Linked DNA regions of Mus musculus: regions 2 and 3 are each linked to region 1. The links are chromatin loops, found by intact Hi-C in ENCODE. Cell type or tissue: left cerebral cortex. All regions are shown on one strand.

The links. Peaks named below come from ENCODE experiments on the same cell type or tissue, not always from the same donor. Only the 100,000 strongest peaks of a DNase experiment are listed, where the experiment ranks them.
Region 2: a loop joins it to region 1, with 2.1 times the contacts of the local background. A loop is called at or near these places in 2 of 42 quality-filtered maps.
Region 3: a loop joins it to region 1, with 2.5 times the contacts of the local background. A loop is called at or near these places in 4 of 42 quality-filtered maps.

What each region holds. Positions count from the first base shown.
Region 1 is chr11:35,852,371-35,860,370 of GRCm38, forward strand. It overlaps Wwc1 (WW, C2 and coiled-coil domain containing 1), which reads right to left. Exons shown (of 23, transcript NM_170779.2): 17 at 7,726-7,817; 18 at 990-1,107. Among named protein-coding and RNA genes, the nearest start is that of Rars, 22 kb to the left of the region's middle. In left cerebral cortex, a CTCF peak has its summit at 567 (motif pointing left); DNase peaks (open chromatin) are centred at 573, 4,498, 5,205 and 7,798; H3K27ac peaks cover 782 bases.
Region 2 is chr11:35,910,468-35,918,467 of GRCm38, forward strand. It overlaps Wwc1 (WW, C2 and coiled-coil domain containing 1), which reads right to left. Exons shown (of 23, transcript NM_170779.2): 2 at 4,709-4,818. Among named protein-coding and RNA genes, the nearest start is that of Wwc1, 66 kb to the right of the region's middle. In left cerebral cortex, no CTCF peak of the experiment used is centred here; DNase peaks (open chromatin) are centred at 4,640, 5,420 and 6,175.
Region 3 is chr11:35,977,286-35,985,285 of GRCm38, forward strand. It overlaps Wwc1 (WW, C2 and coiled-coil domain containing 1), which reads right to left and starts at 3,242. Exons shown (of 23, transcript NM_170779.2): 1 at 2,686-3,242. The coding sequence starts at 2,804. In left cerebral cortex, a CTCF peak has its summit at 3,339; DNase peaks (open chromatin) are centred at 278, 765, 1,260, 2,215 and 2 more places; H3K4me3 peaks cover 2,787 bases; H3K27ac peaks cover 2,199 bases.

The DNA.
Region 1 (8,000 bases):
TCAGTTTTTACACCAATTGTCCCCCAAGTCTCAGAGCCCTCTCTTGGTCTACTTGGCAACTCCCACTTCTATTATTTCGCTTTTGGCCATAGTCATAGATGAACTTCTTGGGCTCTCATAATGCTGGCCCCAGCAGCTCCTGTAAACCATAGCGGAACTCAGGTCCTAGTGTGCGTACTTAAGTACCAGCTACATCCAAGACCTCCTAGCCCCCAGAGTAATGCTCCTAGCCAGTACTCTGATATTTTTCTGGAATTAAGGAGGCAACTAGCAAAACTCCTTTTGGCAATAGGTCTATGATAAAGCATGGTATCGCAAATTTATAATCCCAGCACTCAGGAAACTGAGTTCAAGGCAGCCTGAGCTACACAGTGAGATCCTGTCAAAACAAACAAACAAACAAACAAACACCAACCAACCAGTCAACCAGCCAACCAACCAACCAACCAACCAACCAACCATCATGTTCTCTATTGACTACATATAGCAGCTACTGGCAATAGACACAAGCACAGCCCAGAAACTTAGCAGGAACAGCACATGTTGAGTGTGATTATAGCGCCCTCTGGTGGGAGATCCCAGTGTAGAGGAGTCAGAAAAAGTACTTGTTTTGTTCCCGAGGGCACTGACAATACAGATCTCGGCTCCAGGAGATCTCAAGGCTGGTGTTACCCTGTGCATTTTATAGATAATGAAATGGAGGCTGGATGGGAATGAAGCTAGCTACCCAAGTCTACTTAGGGGCATAGTTGGGCTCCGAACTAAGACTGCAAGGCTTGAGATCTGAGAAACGGGGACTCCACAGAGGACAGAAGGAAAGGTAGGGGCGCATCAGCCCCTTCTAGTGCACCGCTGTCTCCAAATCAGGCACAGGGACTGCCACTTCTGAGCACAGTGCCCACGTGGAGAGCTGTCCCCTGAGGTCAAGAGCCTTTTCTGACAGCCCAGACACAGAGGAAAGATCATCTTCTCTGACTGCCTCTTTTTACCTTTAATGCTGGGCACTCCTCTGCCTCGGGAGAGACCTTTTCAGTGAAGACATCTTCCTCTCCCTCCTCTTCCTCCTCAGCGACTGCCTCATTCTCGCTGGCCTCTTCCTCGTACGTCCTGTGGTGACATAATGCTATGGTTATTTTCCCCAGACACCATTTAGCCTCTATTTCCCTGCGCAGAAGTGCATCCAGGCAGGGTCTCTAAGACTTATGATTGTAAGGGTATTTAAGGGTATTTATCAAAAGAACCTTCAATATGCGGCTGGCTGGAGCTTAGTATCAAAGCATTTTCCTAGCATGTCTGATGTGCCAGGTACTATCTCTAGGGCCCAAACAAAAAAACCGATTCTATTATTAATTTGTGTATGTGTGTGTGTGTGTGTGTGTGTGTGTGTGCATGTATGTGTGCATTCTTGTCTGAATGCGTGCATCTGAGTGCAAGTGCCCATAGAAGCCAGAAGGGGGTGCTAAGATATGGAACATTTCATATGAGAAAAGTGCCCTTCTATCTACCCTAGCCACCTAGCCTCCCTTGTGTTCCCTGGTGGCCCCCGGTGGGCTTTCTGGTATTACAGATTGAATTAGATGTTTCTTGAGTTTCCTATAAGAAGACTCAGACAACTCATGCTCAAGTGTCCTCGGCTTTTGCTAGTGTGTTGTGAAGTTCCTCTAGGCCCTACAACCATCAGCAGCCCGTTTCCTTTTTATTACTGCATAATATTCCACTGGATGTGGGGTGCTTAGCACCTCATCAATCTCTGAATACCAAACTGAGGCCATCTCTCACATACCGTGACCACTGTGGCCATCTCTCACATACCGTGACCACTGCGGCCATCTCTCACATACCGTGACCACTGCGGCCATCTCTCACATACCGTGACCACTGCGGCCATCTCTTACATACTGTGACCACTGCGGCCATCTCTCACATATCGTGACCAAAGTTCTATGGACACCTGCAGACAAGTGTTTGGTAGGGAGCCAGGTTGTCATTTCTGTTAGATATTGCATTGTTGGTTAAGGTGGCCACAGTGAAACACCCGAGAGCTGTGTTGCCTACAGTTCCAGAGGCTGATACCCAAGATCAAGGCTACACAGATTGTACGGCTTCTCCTGAGGTCCCTTTCTTTGGTTTGCAGAGGAAGGCTCCTTCCCACTGTCTTCACTTGGTATTTTCTGTGATCATGAGTGCCTGGTGACTCCTCGCGTGTTTTTATAAAGATACCCATCAGGTGGATAAGGTTCGTTCTACCTTTTGTTTGTTTCCTTTTGCCTTATTTTCCAAGACAGGGTTTCTCTGTTCTGGACTTACTCTGTGGTCCAGGCTGGCCTTGAACTCAGAGATCTGCCGGCCTTTGCTGGGATCAGAGGTGTGCACCTGACCTGATTACTTATTTCTTTATGGCTATCCTGGGATTGAGGTCAGGACCCTAGGCACGCTGAGGCCAACTTCCTACCACGGAGCTCTATCCCAGCCAACAGAATCTCCTATCATTTCTGTTCTGACGCTTCAGTTCTGTGGCCCAAACCGGACTAACCTTTGGTTGAGGTAAGATAAGAATAAAAATTAAATTTCTCATTCATACAGCTAAGTGTTCAGTATCATTTGCTGAACAGCCTGTACTCTGGTGACATATCCTGTCCCCGGTCCCCTGGTCTCCAGGGCTGGAAGGAACTGTGAGACTAATAGGCTGCATATATTGGATGGTAATTGACATCTTGACTTCTCAAAGATGTCCATGGCTGCCAAGCCCTGGCCTGTGTGAAGCAGCATCACCATACTGAGCCACTAGAATCCCAGCCAAAGCAGAATGTGACACACAGTCTACCGTGAGGTGCACTGTGGGGAAACACAGCCTCTCCCGGAGGCTTCCCCAGTGGGGACAGTCAACCTCTGTTCGATGGAAACTCCTCCCCACTAAGGAGGGAACTTCTGACAAGGAGATCTTTGCTCTCCTGTCTCCTCGGTAGCCTCGATAGCCTTAGACACTCAGATCCACAAGGTAACCAACATCGAGAGCAGCCTGCAGGAGCCACTCACTCACCAGCCCTTCCTGGCTGCTTGAGAAAGTCAACAGTGCTGAGGGGGAAGTGTGGTCACCTCACAGGTACATGAGCTGACAGCCTCACCCAGTGTCACAGGCTGCTAACAGGGAGCAGCTAGGTGGCTTAGCCCAACTGAACACTTGACTGATAGGCTAGTCTCTGCTATTTTACTGTGAATCTGATTGAAATGTTCCAGGAACATGGGGGGGGGGGAGTGCGGGGGGGGGGGGGGGAGGGCGAGGGGGGAAGACTGAGCTCAATCTCAACAGTGCAGAGAAACAACACACACAGCATCTTTCACCCACTGCAGTGGCAAACCAAGCAACAAACGAAAAACGCCAGCTGACATTTCTCCAAGTACAGTGAGATTGTGAGCAAGCGATGCTCGATTCGTAGGCAAGTTAGTGGCATTATCTGTCAAGCCAGGAACACTGGCTTCATTCAGGCGGTGCTGGAGGTCGAACCCTGGACTTCTGTACTAGGCAAACACTCTGCTACTGAGCTGGATCCCCAGCCCCAAATGTACATAGTCTAGGTTAGCACAGTAGTTCAGTTAAATGCTGGAAAGTGCATGTTCCTGTCTAATAATTCCTACCAGAGAATGTGACATATGTATTAAGAGGTGACATGCTCGGGCTCAGGGACACAGCAGGGACACGTGTGAGCACTGCCTCAGACAGACACACATCTGGGCCTTTACTCTCCCAAGGTTTGAGACAATGTATGTTTTCCTGTGATTTCTTTCTGGTTAATTATCGTGTGTGTGTGTACACATGTATGTGAGTGAGGGTCTGGGCATGCTACAGAACACTTGTGGGAGACAGAGGGTAATTCCCAGGAATTGATTCTCTTGCTCTATCTACCGTGTGGATTCTGGGGATTGAACTCAGGTCACCAAGCTTGGCAGCAAGCGCCTTTTCACACTGAGCCACCCCACTGCCTCTTCTACGGTTTCTAATACTACAAGTATTGTTTTGCCTGTGACTGTTTAAAAGAAACAAATGCAGTTTTCTACTTGTCTGTGGCGATATACACCTGATCTCAGAGAGCTGGAGGCCAGCACTGCCACAGAACAGGCCAAGGGAGAGCTATGCTCCTCTGAAGGCTTGCGATGAAGGGGTTAAAAAGAGAGGGGGCGAGGGTAGCAGAGATGCACTGGGCCTTAATACTGCAAGTGCCCTAGTGCCGAGGGGTGATCTCGGGAGACCTCCACTGGACTCCAGAGCGGAGCAGGTGCACCGAAGCCAATGATCGCCCCAGGATCAAAAGCCACCTCCAGGCCCCGGAAAGGGAGCTTGCAGATGGACCCACCCCACCACAGAAGCTCTGGGAGGCCTGGCCCTCTTTGTAAGCTGGCATCTGGGAAGTGTGAATGGCAGGGGGTGGGGAGAGAGGGGGCCACGAGGGGAGCAAGAACAGAAGGTGGTTGCTAGGAGACAGCTTGAAAAGTCTCAGCATTAGCTTGGAATTCAGGAGAAAGCACTGATCTTGTGCCAGGGTGTGGGGAGAGGGGACCTGGGCTGATTCTGGCATCAGACCTTAGGTTGGGTGACTGTCAGCATAGGGGTTGCCAGGGATAGAAAGAGTGAGAGGGACACTGTGACCAACCCAGAAACAAAAGAATACAAGATTCCAGTGGCCTGGTATGCTCTTCATCACAGGGAGAGATGGCAAAAGAGTGTGTATGTCAGCAACTCTCACCAGTGGGCCCAGTCCAGCCTGCTGCTTTCTCTCCTGGGCAGTTGAAGCTGTGAATTGCTTTTATAGTTATTTTTAGGTGATGCCAGCGTTTCAGAGTATCCCAGGCTAGCCTTGAACTCATTATGTGGCCAAGGATAACCTTGAAATTTGATCCCCCTTCCTTCACCTCCAGAGCGCATGCACTGGAATTACAGGCTATGTGGCATCGCACCGAGTTCATGGAGTGCTGGGGAATTGAACCCAGGACTTTGTGCATGCTAGGCAAGTATCTATCAACTCACCCACACTCCCCAGCCCATTTTTAAAGCACCTCAATAGAAAGGGCAACGATTATTGAGGCATGAACAAGTACTAAGAAATGTCAGCTCCAGCATCCATAGATGGGACTGTTGATAGAACACAGGCTTGGCTGCTAGTTACTCATGGTCCTTTCATACGCTGCTTTCATACGGTAGAGGTAACTTGAGAGACATAGCGGAAGCTGTGTAGCCACAGCAGATGGTATTTACCATCTGGTCCTGTCCCGGAAACATACGGTGGCCCCTGGAGTTAAAGATTGTAGGGGGAGGCTCCTTCCAAGATCAATTACAGAATTCAGGACTCCAACAATGATAACACAGAAAAGAGGTACTGAGTGTGTCTTCTAGGTGTTGACTGCACTAGAACGTCTGCTCAGCCCCTGTTCATTGCAGCCAAGGTATCCACTAGCAAGCATGGTCTGTGTACACTGAACGCTAGTCAGCCATGATAGCTGACACGTGACCGGTGACAACAGATAAGGACCTGGAGGACCTTAGGCTAAGGGAAAGAAGCCAGGTGCAGAAAGACAAACGCTGCCCCTATCTTTTATGTATGGAATCAAAAAAGTTGACCTCACAGATAAGGAGGGAGAATGGTAGTTGCAAGAGAAGAGAGGTGACATGGTGAGCACCACGTGACTCAGACAGGAAAGTTCTGCCATGCAATTGCACTGTCTGGCTGTGTATAAGAATGATTAAAAGAAACTGGGCATAGTGTAGGCAGGGGTTAGAGGATTATCCAGAAATCTGGTCTGCAGAGTGACTGCCAGGCTAACCAGGGCTCCATAGTCAGGTGCTATCTCAAAAACAGAATAAAAGCTGGAAGAACAAAGTGACCATGACATACTGCAGCTACTAAATTATGAAGCTGTCTCCTGCATGTGTACAATAATTACTTGCCGATTACTTGTGTGTGGGGGTGTTCAAGACAGGGTTTCTCTGTGTAGACCAAGCTGGCCTCAAACTCAGAGATCCGCCTGCCTCTGCCTCCCAAGTGCTGGAATTAAAGGTGTGTGTCACTATCACCCTACTACATGTAGATTTTTAAAAGTATACCTGGATGTGGTGGCACATGCCTTTAATTCCAGCAGTGGGGAGGCTGAAGCAGGTGGCTCTCAGGGCGGGGTTTGGGGTGGGTGGGGGGTGGAGTTCAAGGCCAGTTTGGTATATAGACATAGTGAGTTCCAGGACAGCAGGGACTTTAAAGTGAGACCCTGTCTCAAATGACAACAGACAAATAAAAAACCCTTTACAAAGTCAGCACTGAGACCCTAGCAGAGGTCTTGGCTGCTGCTGCGTGTGGTGCCATCTTGCTGTCCTTGTGAAAGAGTTCGGCAGCATTGAGCCTCATGGTATGGAACACTGTATCACACAGTGGGGCCCGTCTTCTCTATGGAGTAGGTCTTCAGCAAAGCTCGATGCCCCCCGCCCCCAACCCCTGCTTTTCTTTTTAAATATAAGGAGGGGCCAAGCCTTGAAGCTGTTGGTTTTCTCCAGCTCCCCTCTGAGGTGGAGCTAGCTCCTCTGCCTCCGATCCATTCCTGCCTCTTTGCTTCAGTGGCAGAGACTTGATTTTCACATCTAAGCAACAGTGATCATTTCTCCATCTCCCTCACAGTGGAGTGGACAAGGGGAGCCAAGGAGAAACACGTGGAAGGTGCTCTATGTGCCTTGCAGAAGAACTGGGCTGTGAGATACACAAGCATATCCATCTTTAATCTTTCCTGGTGGATGACTGCCTCATGGCAGGGCATACAACGGTCATCTTGTCCTTATAAAGCAGCTTCAATAATGAGGTCTCATGGTGAAGACAGCAAGCATGGGCAGTGGCTGTGGGGTGGGGTGGGGAGGACAAAGCCTGGGTTCCCAGCATCATTGAGGACTGGAAGATTAAATTATTTCCTCCTATTCTTAAGTAACAAAGAAACTCCAACAACTTCCCCCTCTTCCTCTCCTTCTGGCGGTGGGAATTGAACAGAGGTGTGGGGAGTATTCTGCCAGTGAGCTTCATTCCCAACCCAGAATCTTCCCTTTTCTCTTATTCCTTCCATCTATTCCTAGCAAGCAAGTACAATTCTTACTGCACAATTTACGGCAAATGATTTAAATTTAAAATCTATAGTAGAGCTTACATTTTTCTTTTTTTTTCTTTTTTTTTTTAAGATTTATTTATTTATTATATGTAAGTACACTGTAGCTGTCTTCAGACATTCCAGAAGAGGGAGTCAGATCTTATTACAGATGGTTGTGAGCCACCATGTGGTTGCTGGGATTTGAACTCTGGACCTTCGAAAGAGCAGTCGGGTGCTCTTACCCACTGAGCCATCTCACCAGCCCCCATTTTTCTTTTTTGTGTGTCATCTAGATTGGCCTTGAACTCACAGCAATCTTTCTGTATACGTCTCTCAAGTGCTGGGATTGCAGATGTGAGCCTCTGTGACTGTTTTTGCTTTTTGTTTTTGTCGGCTTTAAGCACAAATAAATGTCGGCATACCAAAACAAACAAAAACATCAGGAGGGAGCAAGGCACAGGGGACTCACGGAACACAAACCGGGGAAGGGTTTTAGGTGCCACTGTGCTAAGCTAGCGACTGCAAGCGCAGGTCTTTGATGCTCTCAGGGGAACCTGCCCATGACCTACATGTGGGACCTCTGTGTCTAGCCCCAGGGGATGTGCCACTTACCAGCTGCCCTCCAGCGTCTGGGAGCTGCTTCTTCCCTCCTGCCTCTTCTCTAGCTCCACGGCTGTCTGTTCTAGCAAGGCAGACACAGCGTCCTACAGAGACAGAGTCCGCCAGGTCGGCAGGGATCCTGGGTGCTACCATACCTACCAGGCATCCCAGCCAAGTCACCCTCCTAGAGAACACAGGGAGCATCCCAAAGGCTGGTGCAGCCAAACATCTGGCCTCTGGTCACTCAGCACAGGAAGTATTGTTTTGGTCTCATCAGGCAGTCCGCA
Region 2 (8,000 bases), 58 kb after region 1:
TGATGTACAGAGACTCGTCATTTTATATTGATGAGTTTATCTTGATGAGTATATTATAGCCAATAAATATAAATGGGTTAAACTCACTACATGGCAAAGCAATTCCACCAGGATTTGTCACACAACCAAAAAAACAACTTAAGATCAGTTTTCAAACTGAACACCAAGCTCTGTCTGAGAAGAACCAAAAGAAGGAATAGGTTAAGGGCATAATAGAGGTTTAAGGCCATCTGCTATGGCTCAGTGTAAAAGGAAAGACAAGCACTCATCAGTTTCAAAAAACATGAATGGGCATCCTGTACTCTGTTAGCAATATAAAATATAATAGCATAAGAATATAAATTAGAAACAGAGGCATAAAACATTAATAACCTTGACCAATAATTCCTCCCATATTAATTTATCATAAACATAATTTCTAAAATTCAGGCAGTGATATATTTGTATAAAAACATGATAAATAGTAAGCATATATTTGTGCTTCTTGATGTAAGAGTCCTTTATATACTCTGAGTCCCAGGAGGAATTATTGGTCAAGGGTATTAATGTTTTATGCCTCAGTTTCTAATTTATATTTTTTCCTTATCTCTGGCTTACACTGCCAGTTTCTTTTGAAAAAGGCATCTTTTGGAGAGAGAGAGAGAGAGAGAGAGAGAGAGAGAGAGAGAGAGAGAGAGAGAGAGAGAAGGCTTTAGTTTGAAGAAGCTAAACTACATTTGATGGTTAATGTTTTTGGTGTATTGTCCAAATATGTGTGTGTGTGTCTCAAAATGTTTTAGATTTTCTCCTACTTCATTCTCCTTACCCTCCCCCCACCCCCTCCCCCCCTGCAATTGATCTTGAGTTTCTGGTCTCAGGTGGTTGCTCATTCCAACCTCTCTAATGCCGGAACCCTCACATCTCAGGATTGTAGCTAAGATGAAGTATAGTATCCTTTGCTGAGACCAGACATATTATGCTATCACAGCAGGCTTGGTTTTCCCTGTGTTTTCTTTTAGGTGTTTTATAATTTTAGCTTTTATGTTTAGGGTTGTGGCCCGTTGTTTTTAATGTTTTCCCATATGGTGTGAGGTAGGGATAGAGGAAAAGAGTCCCCTCCTCTACCACTTTTCCATATGGAAAGCAATTGTACCAACAACACTATTCTATGGGGAACCAGGCACTCAGAAGGTCCCTTGTTGGAATCATGTTAAATGTTGCTGATTTTGAACTAGTCATTCTGTAAAGTGGCCCCCTAGAGCCTAGCCCCACAGCTGCCATGGTTGTTCCTCACAATATATAGTGTCCTACCCGAGTAGGCACTTCAAGATCATCCTGGCTAATTTTTTCAGTTCCTGTTCTTACTGAAGTTATCCATGTTGTCGGTCTGTATCAAGTTATGAAGAAGTTGAACAGTTAAGCATACTACAAAGTGTACGACCAAAAATATCCTTCCCTGGCTTTTATTCTCCCCACAAAAAGGCAGCCACCTCGACAGTATCTTAGTTTATTGTAGACAACCACTTCACTCCATCTTAAGCTCCAGATCTCATCCTATACACACACTCTCCATGCAAGGTATACAACTACTACACTCAGCAACTTTGCATCTTCTCTCCTACCCCTTGTGCTGGGATCACAGGCCTGTGCCAACATACCCATCCCTCCTGTTTCTTATACACACCACACACTAGCTTTTCACAAAGTTAGCAACACAGTATTTTCTGACAGTGTGACACAACATGAAGAGTAGCTTTAAAAAAAAAAACAAAAACAGTTGAACATCTGGGAAACATTCAACATTGTTACTATGCAAAGAACTACAAATTAAAACTAGCCAAGTAATAGACTAAGCTTATGAAAAAATTAACTAAAAATAAAAAATGAGACCCTGGAACTGGATTTGACCTGAATGTCCTCTCCTTGAAGACTAGCTTTATTGTACCAGTAGGTACATACAAGCTTCCAAAGCAAGGAGGCAGCCAGCAGTCTTACCCAGCATGGCATGATAACCCTAAGGGGGCAGTAGTGGCACAATGCCTTGGTGGTAACTAACTGCTCTCTAATTGGATTTAAGATCCGACCAACAAGAGGGTAACCACTCAGTGCTAATGAAGTCTTGGTTATGGAAGGAGAATCTACAGCCACTAATTTACTAAATTAGCATAATCCTTGACAACAATGTATAAACATTTATCCTTATACCCACTGACAAGTGTAGTCTCCTTATCAAGAAAACTTCTCTTTGCAACAGGAGACCACTACAGAAAATTAAAACCAATCAAAATGCAGAGTTGTAGAGCCCAGTTCCAAATGGATCTGCTTGTTAGTTTTATGTCAGACAACTAGAATTGTCTGAGAAGAGGGAACCTCAACTGAGACATTGCTTCCATAGATTAACCTGTAGGAACGTCTGTGGGGCTAGTGGTGTGGAAGGGCCTAGCCCACTGTAAGTGGTACCATCCCTAGGCAGGTGGTTCTGGGTTGGATAAGAAATTCACTGAACAAGCCATGGGGAACAAGCCAGTTAACAGTATTCCTTCAGATCTCTGCTTCAGTTCCTGCCTCCAGATTCCTGCCTTGAGCTCCTTCCCTGATATCCTTTCACAATGGACTTGTAGGCTGTAAGCTGAAATATCCTCTGACCTACATGTTGCTTTTGGTCAGGGTATTTGTTCCAACAACAAAAACCAAACTAAGACAGATTTAGTGAAGAATTTTGCCCAAGAACAGAATATATGCGTAAGACCGCTCCGGGTTCATAGCTCTGAATGATTAAAGCTGCAATGTTCACCTTGCATTTGTCTCAATATAGCCATCTCCAGATACAGCATCTTCCAGCCAACAATACTACTTCCAAACCAAAGGTAAAGCCTGTGAGCTGGTTAAACCACCAGATAACATCTTCCCGCTTGGTCTCATCTTATTACCCTCAGCATGTGCACACGTACACACACACACATACACACACACACACACACACACACACACACACACACAGACACAGGCACCCCACTTCTGCCATCATCCCCTGGAGAATTAGCTCCGCCACAGCCTGCTGGTCCCCCCTCCCTTCTGTTTCTCCAGCAACTCCCAGAAGCACGTTAAAATCCCACTCCTGCCATGAGACTTTAATGAGGGGGATGCTCTCAGCAATTTGAAAACAGGGTAGGGCTGATTAGGGCTCCGGTCCATCAGCATTTAACCCAGCATCTGATGCAGCCCTCCAAGCATTGACCTCATTCCCCATACACACTCAATTAGGCATATTTACTTCTCATTAGCTGGTAAGCAATCATGAGTGCTAATAAAATCCTTTCCTATCCTCAACAATGACATTAACGCCATTAGCTGTCTCTCAGATACCCTTCCATGTTTTGTTGCCAACACAGTCCGCTCATTCATCTACTTATTCATGCATCCACCCACATAGGCCCTTCTCTACTTAGCAAGGGTTAAGTGCACAACTACTGTGTATCTCCTCGGGAAAGGCTTAGAACTGGATAGAATTAGACACAGCAGCTTCCCCAGAAGACAGTGATAGCAGGTAGAGGAAAATTAGAAGGGGAAGTGGAAGAACAGAAGTACAACTCCATCCTTCGGCATCAGTTCAAATCCCAGGTCAGCCACATTTTCTCCTTTCCCCCTTGTTGAGATGGGCCCAAAGCTACACTGGAAACGTCACTGTTTTCCAGATTGGCCTCAGATTCATAACTTTCATTCTCAGCCTCTTGGGGTTGGGATTACAGGTGTGCACTACCATGCTCAGCTTCAGCCAGGTTTTATCTCTGAGTATTGAGCAGCCAATCGATACCTCTAAAACTCAGTAAGATGAAGATAATCAGCCACAGGGGCTGAGTACGACACTGCCTACTGAGACTCTATTGCAGCACACAGCAAGAGTGTACACTCAGGATGCAGAGGGGAGTTAGGAGTTGGTGGCCTATTATCAGCCTTCAGACTGTGCCAGACTAATCCCATTCCCTTTCGTCTTCCTCTTGCCTGCAAGGATAACAACCATCTTACGGTTCTAAAGACTTAGCATTAAGATGGGGAAAGTCTGCCCCTCTGCATCTCTCTTCAGCTAGGCAACTCTTCCCTGTTCTCCTCCACTTCTCCCACCACAACACACTTCTGTCTTTCACAGTTCCCCCGTCACGGTCCCAGAAGGCGAGAGCAATAGTGGAGATATTCATCTTAGATTGATTACTATGGTCACACATAGGAAATGAAAGTCGGCTGGCTCACATGTTAATCTACTAAGGACTTACATACATCTACATAAGATGCTAGGAGTATCTAGCAAGCTAGAAGCTTGCTAGGGCTTCAGATACTCTTATGAGCAGCTATTTTTTTAATGGGAAAAGAAGCCATTCATAAACATATGCAAAAATATGTATGTAGGCACACGTACAAACACACGATTGGCAATATTACAGAAACGATATGCTGACTTTATAAAGGAGAAACTGTCAGCCTCTAAAACTGAGGAGCAGGCTAGAGCTGAGAGAAGTTTCAGATTCTATTAAAAAAAACCTTCTGAACTGTTGTTTTCACAAGAGCATACATTATCTATCTATATCCGCGCAGACATCTCTAAGTCTACATTAAACAAAACACAATCTGCCTTCAAGGCTCGGCTGGTGCGTCTGTGGAGGTGGGCTCGAGAAGGGAAGGGGACAGACGTGGGGACGGGGCCTGGGGAGGGGCAGGGAGGCAGAGAACTTACTGGTATTGTGGTCTATGAAGTAATCTCCGACCTGTGGGTCGTATGCTTCTTCCCATCCCAGCGGTAACTCATCACTGATGCAGTCAGCGAAGGTGAGTGGTTTGGTGTACCTGGCAAGGAAGACGAGAGACAGAGACACAGTCCGTTAGCCTGCATTTCCCAACACTGCTGCGATGTGCTATTTTCCGAACTCCCCATTCCTGCAGATCCAGACATTCTGTGCCTTGATTGTCTGGGAAGGGGAAGCTGTTCTACAGTAGCATCAGGGTAAGGATATGGGGGGAGGTCTCTACATTCTAGTCCAAATATTTTACCTCTAACGTGGCAGTGACTTCGGCAAGTCATCTTTCTGTCTGGACCTTGGGTTTCTGCATCTCCAGGTGAGAGTTTGCACAGCAGCTCTAAGGCCAAGTCTTGGCTCTGTGACTCAGATTCCAGCCCCTTCTGGCTTTTCCACCTGTAGCTGGCTGGCCCGCCCCGCTCTGGTCTTTGTCCTGGCTCTGTCTTTTATTTGTCATGCCCACTTGCCCTTTGAAAAGCTGGCCTCCCGTGAGCTCTAGAGCAACAGACGCTCCAGCCCCAGCAGTCTGGGCCAGCAAGCCGCATTTATTTGCTGATTGAGTTGGATCTCAAATGCCTGCACCCACTGCTGGCTCTCCTCAGCCGGGCTGCTCAAACTGATCATTTGGCAATAATAACTCTCGGAGGCCCCATCTCGTAGGGTGTGAACTGGTAGGGTGTGAACTGGTGGTCATCACCCAAGCCTTAGTGGCAAAATCAGACAGATAAACAAATCACGTAACTGAAGCAGCCAAGGCGTGTCAAGGCTGGAAAACTGCACCACACACCATTTGTCCAGGGGTTCAGCGAGAGAACCGGGAGCCAGGAAACTAACACATGGCATCAGTGGCTTCCCGAGACAGCCACTTCCAGGTGTCCCCAGTGCTGCCTCTGTCTAGAATAATCACATGTTTTCACGCCCATGTGGGGGTCAGAGGACAACTTTTGGTTATCAGTTCTAGCCCAAGATAGGGTTTCTCTTGTTCTGTTACTGTGTGACTCCCACCATGCAGCAGGAATTGCAACTTTGTACCACTGCTGGGCTTTAGAAAGGGAATTTAGGCCAGCAGGCTACACAGCTGCCATATTTATCTCCCTGGCCTTAAAATACTCATTCTAATATTCCCGAGTTTCTGTCTGCTCTTTCCTCATTCCAGTCAGTTCTGGAAGCCCAAGAGACTGTTTTGCCTTCTTTCCACAGATTAGCAAGCTGAGGTACAATGGAACAGGAAGGGTGATGCTTTGACCATCTCTTCCTTAACCTGGATGATTGCTCTCTTCTTAGACTCTTTGCTGTAGGCCTATGTGTTAGAAGCTTGGCTCCTGGCTGAGTGCTATAGGAAATGATGGAGCCCTTAGGCAGTGAGATCACTGGAGGTGTGCTTCCTGAAAAGGAGAGAGTGGTACCCCAGCCTTTTCTTCTCATCTCTTGCCATCTGGCTATGAAGTGAACAGCTTTGCTCTGTCACATACTCCTGTCAAGATCTGTCGTCGCCTCAATACAAGCTCAAGGCAAGACAGTCATTTATAGACTGAAGCCTCTAAAATGGCTTTTCTCTCTGCAAGCTCGTCGTTGTAGGCATTAGATAGAGAGATGGGAAGTTGATGACATCTAAACCAAACGTAAAGCTACATAGGGACAAGGAGACACAGTGACACTGAAAAAGCCACTGGCACACCAGACCCAGACGTGTTCACCCGCCTGCTTCATACTCAGGGTTTCAGAGACTGTGACCTGTAGCCACCAATTGGCTTTGGTTAATAATTCATTCCTGCATTGTGGGAGACTGTGGTTCCATGTGACTGGGGCCAGGGGTATGTTTTTATAGGCAACAAACTAAGAACTATAATCAAATAAGGATCCAATACGCATTGTTCTTTGGTTGTGTAAGTTGGGCAAGAACTTAATCTCCCAGAGCCTCAGAAAATTTCATCTGTGAAGTGGGGACTAATGTAACTCTTCAGGTTGCTGGGTAGGTTAAATACGGTCATGTCTGAAGTTAAAATATGTAGCAGGAATCATATCTGAAGTTAAAATATGTAGCAGGAAAGCTGGGGGTGGGGTGGGGGGGGTGAGGCGGCATGGCACGGCAGTTAATGTGTTTACAAGATCATCAGAGTTTAGCTCCCCAGAACCCACAAAATGCAAGGTGAGAGTGTGGCAGCCCACTTGTAACTTCAGCCTTGGAAGGCAGAGACTAGGAGTTCCTGGAGCAAGGTGGTTAGTGACACTGTCCATCCTGGGATGCTCTCTCTGCATCTGGCTGACAGTCTCTCTCAAAGAGTAAGTTAGATGAGTGACCAACGAAGATCCCTGATATCAGTCAACCTTGGGCCTGTGTACCTATGTGTGCCTGTATGTACGAAACACACAAGGGGAAACTGGGGCTAAGAAGGCTACAATAGTCTTTCGTTTGTTCATTTTATTTTATCTTTTGTTTGTTTTGAGACAGGGTTTACTACGTAACCCAGGCTGGCCTCAAACTCCTGGTATGTCTGTCTCCAGCCTCCTGAGGGCTAGGGTCACAGGTTCACAACAGTATGCCTGGTTAAAAGCCTATAATGTTCTCAAGAGAGCTGGAAAGGAAAAGGAAACTGGGCAAGAGGGGAAGGGAAGGGGGGGAGGAGTGGGGAGAAACAGATTTGAGTTACAATGTTGTCTGAGGCTAGGGCTATAACTCAGTAGGCAATACTCACCTGGCATGCTCAAAGTCCCCAGTCCATTCCCCCAGCATCACATACAACTGTGTACGGGGTACACACCTGCAATCCATGAAGTTGGGGGCGGGTGCTGAAGCTCACGGTCAGCCTTGGCTACACTGCAAACTGGAAGCTAGCCTAGGCTACACGAGACTGAACTTACAAAAAAAGAATCTAGGCAGGTATGGGAGCACATGCGTTTAATCTCAGCACTCAGGAGAGGCAGAAGAGGCAGGGGCAGAAAGGGGCAGAGTCAGAAGCAGAGACTGAGGCCAAGCTCTGTAGGTTTGAGGCCAACCTGGTCTCCATAGCAAGATCCAAGACAGCCAGGACTACATAGTAGGAACCTAACTTAAAACAAAGTAAAACAAAGAAAAAAACTAGATACGAGAATTTTAACATAGTTCCAATTTTACGTTAAACTAAATTTGTGGTAACAGTTATAAAGTAAGCATAATTAAGTATTGAACAACGTTTTTATCTAGGCCTACAAAGCATGCTATGAAAGCCATGTTCCCTCTCTGGGTAGTAG
Region 3 (8,000 bases), 120 kb after region 1:
CAAACCTCACCTAGGTTAAGCTACGAGCCCATGCCCACCTTGGCAGGGTTAAAAGGGACAACCTCTAACCAGGCATACAAGAGATTTTAAAGATGGAGAAGCTGTGCCCCCAAACTCTCAAGGCTGGCTGGCCACAAGAGTGATCTGCAGCCCTGACCCCAAGCTCGGGGCTTCATAGAAACTCAGTGCAGGCGGGATGGAGAGGCAGGCAAAAGTAAAGACTGTGCGCAGCTCCGGCAAGCACTGCTATGGCTGTGACATCTCACCAAGGCAGTCTGCTGAACGCAGAGGTTGCTGGGCCTGGCCTGGTGCAGACGGTGATTCATAGTAAGTAGTGTAGGCAACGTAGAGGTGTATCTTTTTAAAGATTCTTTTCTATTGATGGCACTAGAGATTGCTAGTTTCCCATGAGTAAAAATGATAAAAAAAAAAACATTTTTTAATGACTTGGTGTAAAGGCAAGCATTAAGCAACAGTTCAGGTAGCCAGAAAGCCACACATGTGGCACACACCTCTACAACCTGGCATATTATTACCTTCTAGTCAAATCAGTTCTTGGGAAGCTACCCACTTGCCCTCTTCCAAGGGCAACGCATGACTGGCATTTTTTGAGAAGTTTTCTATGTTGTATTATTCTCTCAGATGCTCGGTCATCATCAAGGCTGGCAAAGCAGTGCTCATCCACAAACACAGCACCTTGGCTCACACAGCACCCTGTCTCACACAGCACCCTGGGCTCACACAGCACCCTGGGCTCAGCTGCAGGGACTTATGCTGGAGGACACATAAACTTGAAGTTGTCTGTTCTAAGGGGTAACAAGTTGCCAAGCTTCCCAACACAGTTACAAAGCCCCCTGGAGTACCTCGCTCTGAGAGGCCTGGGGAGAACTAGACAAGATTAGAGGTTAAAAGGCAGAGCACAAGGACAATTTGTAAGTGGAAATAGCCAAACACTAGGAGCAAATCACATCTCTGGGTTCCAGATTTTTCTCTTACGTTTAAACACGGGGAAATAAGCTGGGTAAAGTGGTGCTCACTTTTAATCCCAACCATCTGGAGGCAGAGGCAGGTAGATCTCTGGGCCAGCCAAGGATACCCAGTAAGATCTTATCTTGAAGCAATACACAAACAAACAAGCAAGGGGAAATTGGAGTTGATAGTTGGTGAGATGGCTCGTGGGTTAAGCGGTTTGCCCCTGAGCCTGACCCCTGACTTTGATAAACGGAGGCTGTGAAGTGGAAGGAGCTACTAGACTGTAACAATTGTCCACCCACCTCCATATGCACACACACTGTCAAGCAGGCATACACACCGTTATTAAACACACACAGAGAAAGAGAGGGGGAAGAGGTGGAGTGAGGCATGTGGGAAGGAACTGGGCTTGCGTTTTCTAAAAACTTTCCAACTTTTGGGTCTCACTGTGTAGCCCTGGCTGGCCTGTCTGTCTAGCTTCTGAGTTTCCACTATCACTCCTTCCTTCCCAAGCAAACCATTCATCAGACACAAGGGGAAACTGAGGCCAAAAGATCAAAGCAGCCTGTCTAACACTCTGTAGTACTAGCGCTGAGCAGAGTAGGAACTCAAGAAACGATGAATGAATGAATGAATGAATGAACGAACGAACTCATGAGGAAGTGAACTCATTGCTTCCTACGTTTTTCTTTAACCCTCATCTTGCTATACACCCCATTCTGGATGTCTCAGATCCCCTTCATCTGAACCCCATAAAATGAAAGGCTCAAAAAATTCATCCTGGGTGGCTTTACGTGCACCAAACCCCCAAGGTCACAGACCAAGTGAAAATCTAACATTCCTAGGATACTTTGACCACACTCCTTCTTGGCAAAGGACGACTCCCCTCCTTCCTGGGCAGATGTGGGCCAGGTGTGAGTAACTGAAAGTGGGAAGGAGTCTGGGATGATAAGACTACCTGCCTCAGGAAAAGCTCATGCTACGCACACCCAGCGAGGTGCCCACCAAGGTCAGGATTGTGGAGAAGCCTCTGGCCCCAGAAGGAAGGGAGGAGAGGAGGCTAGGGCAGGCAGGGCTTTGCCAGAGGCCTCTCACCTCTATCTGCATCCTAACAGCTTCCAACTTGCTGTGAGATTCCTGGAGAACCAGTCTCCCTCTTTTGCCCTCCCCCGCGCTCCCTCCCTCCCCTCCCACCTCCGGCTTCCCCAGACTTGCTCCAAAGCTTTTCTCGGCAGCCAACGAAGCACCTGTCAAAAAAGCTGCTTTCTCTTCGCCAGAATGTCCTTCCTCCAGTAGTTTCCCAGCGACCCGTGGGCTCCCTACCACCCCTCCATGCCAGATCACCCCTCCTCAGCCAAGGGAGTTCCCAGGGAAGATTCGCTTCATCTGGTTTTGGTCTTTGCCTTCACCCTGGCCAGACGTCGCTTTCTAAATGAGCCGGGGACCCTGCTAGAGCTTAAGGTCAAAACTCTGGGCAGGTGCTACAAGGGCCTAAGTCCTCCACCTGGGACTGGCTGCCGGCAGTCTGCTTGGCGTCCGCCCCTCTCTGCAGCTCTTCAGAGCTTTGTACTCCTGTACAGCTCAAGGAGGGGTGAGGATGTAGAGGGGGCAAACTAAGACCTGTTAAGAGACACGCAGAGTCCCCCTGCACACTAAGGGCAGGTGCGGCCCAGGCGCGGTGCCGGGTCCGGGTCGGAGCACTCCGGGTCCTACCTGTCCCGCGGGTCGATCCAGCTGGTGGTGCGGTTCCTGTGATCTATGTAGTAGACCTTGCCGTCGAAGTCGCGCGCCTCCTCCCAGCCCTCCGGCAGGGGCAACTCCGGCCGGGGCATCTTCCCGAGCCTGGCCCGCGCTCCCCCATGCAGCTCGCAGCCGCCACGGGGCTCAGCGGCTCGGGCTGGCCGCTTTGGGTCCAGGCGGCCGCCGAGGCAGCATGATCGGGGAGTGGCGCCCACGGATCGGGGGCCCTAACGGGGGCCGGCCGGGGTGGCGCCTCTGTCCATGCGGCCCTGCGGCCCCAGCCCCACGCCGCCCGCCTCTCACGCTGCCATGTGCGCCCGCCGCGGCGCCCAGCCGGCCCGAGTCCGCGGCCAGCCAGCCAGGAGAGCGGCCCGAGCCGCCGCCTGCCTGCCCCTGCCGCTGCGCGCTGCGCTCCACGCCGCCGCCGCCGCCGCCGCCGCCCGCAGCCTCTGCCGGAGCCCCGCCGCGCGCCCCGAGACTTCTGCCTCCGCCAGGTGTGGCTCCGGCGGTGCAGGTAACTGCGCTGCCCCGGAAACGGGAGGCGGAGCGCCGGGCTCCAGGGTTCCCGGGTCTCCTCCCCGCGCCCAGCGCGGCGAGGGCGGGTCCTAGAGCCCGAGACGCGCCCCCTCGTGGGACAGTCCCAATCGCCGACCACCCCGTTCTGCCCCAGGAGGCTAGGCTCTCTCTACGCCAGAGTGTCCGGGCTCTTGGCGCGTGTGGCCCCAAATCTTGACACACCCTGTTTTCTGTGATTGAGAACCAGGAGTCAGGCAAGAAGTGGTTAAGTGAAAACATTCTTGCAAATCGGCGAACATAAGTTTTCCAGGATCTCTCGTCCCTTCCCCCCCAGCACTCACACCATCTGTCTTCCTCCTATTCAGTTCTCCCCGTGTTGTTTCAACCCTCCTCTCCGTAATTTGCAAATGTAGCTGGCTTTCCTTAGGGTCCCTAAAATTAGGAATGCTATGGATCTGCTTCCTAAGAGGACTTCCAGCGGGTGGCAAGGGAGGAGAAGGAAGGACATATTTTGCCAGTCATAGTGAAGTGCACCTGTCTCTCGGCTACTCAAGAGGCTGAAGAAGGATTACTTAAATCCAAAAGTTCCAGGCTGAGTCAAACTAGCAAACACGGGGGGGGGGAATAAATAAATAAATAAGGAAGGAAGGAAAGGGAGGGGGAGAGGGAGAGAGAGAGAGAGAGAGAGAGAGAGAGAGAGAGAGAGAGAGAGAGAAAGAGAGAGAAGGAAAAGAAAGAAAGAAAGAAAGAAAGAGAGAGAGAGGGAGGAAGGAAGGAAGGAAGGAAGGAAGGAAGGAAGGAAGGAAGGAAGGAAGGAAGGAAGGAAGGAGAAAAGAAAGGAGAAAAGAAAAGGCAAACCCTGAAACAAGAATAAGTAAATGTCTTGAGACATTAGCAATATTGAATTAAGGGGAAAAAGTTCCCTCTTAGGTTTGGTGTTTCCCCCAGTGCAAATGTAACTGTGCCTGAGGCAGGAAACTGGACTGGAAGAACGAAGTCCAGCGCCTTGTCTGAATCAATCCCTTAATGTGGGGAGTAACCAGTTAACTCCCTGTACTGTGTGGGGATCCCCTGTTTGATACACAAGGCGTTTTAGGGTGGGCTCCTCAAATCTAAATGCCCTGAGGACATAGGGGACGGGTGTAGCTCCTCCTCCATCCCATCAATATTATACTTCGAAGCCAGGGATCTCAGATCTCAGGGAGGTCCTCACCACCCACCCAACTGCTGGGGAGTTCTCCCTCCAGACTTCCTGTGATGGGCAAAGCCTTCACAATTATAAGTACTTCTAGTGCCCTCCTTCCCCCGTTCTGTTAGGATCAAACTCCAGGCATGCATCCTCACTGAACCAAACCAGCCAATCTGTTTTGAGTTTTTGCCTGGGAGACCTCGCTCTGCCTGGCCTTATACTATGGTTATCTCCCCTTCCTACCTCTGCCTCCCAAGTGTGAGATCACAAGTGTGAACGAACCATCACTTCCAACACGTGCTGATCTGATACGAGGCTTGCGTTTTCAAGTATGATCTCAGCTAATCTTCACGACAAAGCCCTGGATAGGGTACTGTACTTCTCCTCGTTCTGGAGATGAGGACACTGAACTTCAAGATGGCCAGGGATGGAGCTAAGAAGAGACACAAGCACCCTAGCACCGGTGAAACCAATGGTTGAAGGGTCAACCATTAATGCTTCATTGTATTTAGATCGAGGGTTTGTAATGTTTTTTTAGATTCTTGCTATGCAGTCCAGGGTGGCCTTGAGCTCAGCATCCTCCTGCCTCTCCCTTGAGAAAAATGTGATAATGAAGAGTCCCTCCACCTGGTTGGGAAGAGCAAAATGAAATGAGAAGCAGGGCATCATGGCGCACGCCTTTAATCCCAGCACTTGGGAGGCAGAGGCAGGTGGATTTCTGAGTTCGAAGCCAGCCTGGTCTACAGAGTGAGTTCCAGGACAGCCAGGGGAACACAGAGAAACCCTGTCTCAAAAAATTAAAAAAAAAAAAAAAAAAAAGAAAGAAAGAAATGAGAAAAATAAGGGATTAAGCTATCACCAAGGGGTCCACGTGGAGCACCCTGGCTGATCTGATGACCAGCACACTTTTATAAAGTGTGGCTCAACTGAACTATTTTCTGCTAAAAAACACAGACAACCCATGTCTTTTCCTTCCTGAAAAGTACGCTTGTCTGCTTATGACACATCCAACTAGGGTGTGTGTGTGTGTGTGTGTGTGTGTGTGTGCCTTATTTTCCAAGCTTCCTGGATGAATGTGTTGTATGCCAGATGCCCACCGCTTGGCATTTTCCAGTGGCTTGTTCCTCTATACCTTTAGACCATGCCTTGGAACAGCAATTGGTTCCTTAAAGCTTAGGCCTTAGGATCCCAGGTTATCTCCCAGAAGCTGCAAGCAGGGTGATGTAATCTACAGATGGTGGCCTGCCCCCCTGCAATGCCGGGTGAATCATCTCTAGGCATTCAGAGGCCCAGGGCAAGCACGCCAAAGGTAAAAGCTGCTGAGCCTTATGATAGGTTGAGTTGGTTGTTATTCTGCAGGTGACTGAACCACAGGAATCCAAACTGAGACAGGCAGCCTTCCTGGTCTTCCTTTTAGGAACTATGGATAACTTTGGGGCTGAGCAGAGACTACCAGCCACACCCAGTCTGCATTTGCATTCACTGTTAGGCAGCTCATGGGAGACAACACCACAGGTTGTCATGATCTTTTTTTTTAATTTGTTTTTTTTTAAGATTTATTTATTTATTATATGTAAATACACTGTAGCTGTCTTCAGACACTCCTTACAGATGGTTGTGAGCCACCATGTGGTTGCTGGGATTTGAACTCTGGACCTTCGGAAGAGCAGTCGGGTACTCTTACCCACTGAGCCATCTCACCAGCCCCCCCCCTTTTTAAAGATTTATTTATTTATTATATGTAAGTACACTGTAGCTGTCCTCAGATACTCCAGAAGAGGACATCAGATTTTGTTACAGATGGTTGGGAGCCACCATGTGGTTGCTGGGATTTGAACTCAGGACCTTCGGAAGAGCATTCGCCACTCTTAACCACTGAGCCATCTCGCCAGCAGGTTATCATGATCTTAAAGTCAGTGTTCACTGCAGCAAAAAAGAAAGGCCAGGTTCCGCACATGTCTTAAGAGATGGGGCAGGCTGGTGAGATGGCTCAATGGTTAAGAGCACAGACTGCTCTTCCAAAGGTCCTGAGTTCAAATCCCAGCAACCACATGGTGGTTCACAACCATCCATAAAAAAATCTGATGCTCTCTTCTGGAGTGTCTGAAGACAGCTACAGTGTACTTATATATAATAAATAAGTAAATAAATGAATAAGTAAAGAGATGGGGCAGCATTTCACGGGGAATGAGGAGGGGAAACTGAGTGTGGTGGGGGAAGGGAGAGAAAGAGAGGGAGGCTGGAGAGATGCTCACTGGGTAAGAGCATGTACTACTTTCTAAGAGGACATGGTTTCTGTTCCCAGCACCCACATCTGGCAGCTCCTAACTGCCTGTATCTCTTACACCTCTGGCCTGAAGGTACCAGCAATCACATGTGCATAGACACACAATAAAACCAATAAAGTAAATAGTAGGAGGAATGATGGAGAAACAGAGACAGTGAAAGATAGGGAGAGAAAGCTGGCTATCTCAGAAGTGGTTTCTGGCTGGCATCTGCATGCTTTAAAGGACTGGAGGCTTGGAGAACCTCTCCTGGGTTTTGTCTTCCCACTCCATGACTATACCTCCCTACCTCATACCGTCCGACCCACGGGTCCTGGAGACCACACACTGTTATGTTCGGTGACTGAGCCAATAACATCCCCTCTGTTCAGTCACGTGTTACTTGAGGTTCATAACCGTGCCCTGGAGTTGGTGGTTTCAAGGTTGAGAAAATACATTCAAAGCCAGGCCGGGCAGTGGTGGTGCACACCTTTAACCCCAACACTTAGGAGGCAGAGACAAGTGAGTTCCAGGACAGTCAGGGCTACACAGAGAAAACCTGTCTCAAAAAAACAAAACAAAGCCAGAGAGAAAGTCTGGGTAGAGCAAACTTTGGCAACAGGAGAGTCTAGGCAGAAGACATTTCTTTTTTGTTTTTTTGTTTTTTTTTTGAGGCAGGGTTTCTCTGTGTAGCCCTGGCTGTCCTGGAACTCACTCTGTAGACCAGGCTGGCCTCGAACTCAGAGATCTGCCTGCCTCTGCCTCCCAAGTGCTGGGATTAAAGGCGTGTGCCACCAAGCCTGGCTCAGAAGACATTTCTAATTTACCTCTGGGTCCTCAATGCTTAATACAGTGCTGCAAAACAAGCTGTGCCCAATGAGGCTAGCCCTTGTTCTTACTGATTCCATTCCACAGAACAGAACTGAGTCTTGGAAAGCCAAACGACTAACTCTACTAACAGGGCCCAGGTTCCAAGAGTCGGCTTCCAGTGAGGTTTTGTTTTGTTTTTGGTTTTGCTTGTTTTGTTTTTTTTAAAGACGAGCTCTCATGTAGCCCAGGCTGGCTTCAAACTCACTTTGTGAGGAAGACCCTGAACAGAAGGGTCTTCACCTGATCCCCCTGTCTCCACCTCCTGAATGCTAGGATTACAGGCATGTATCACCACACCTAGCTGTGCCCCTCATTACTACCACCTCCTCCTAGGGCTTCCTGCAAAATGTTCTCTCAACTGAGCTCCATCCCCCACCTCTCCAGTGGGTTCTCACTCGTGGGTTCCCAACAGAGCCAGAGATCTAGAAATGAGAAATGTCAGGGTCACA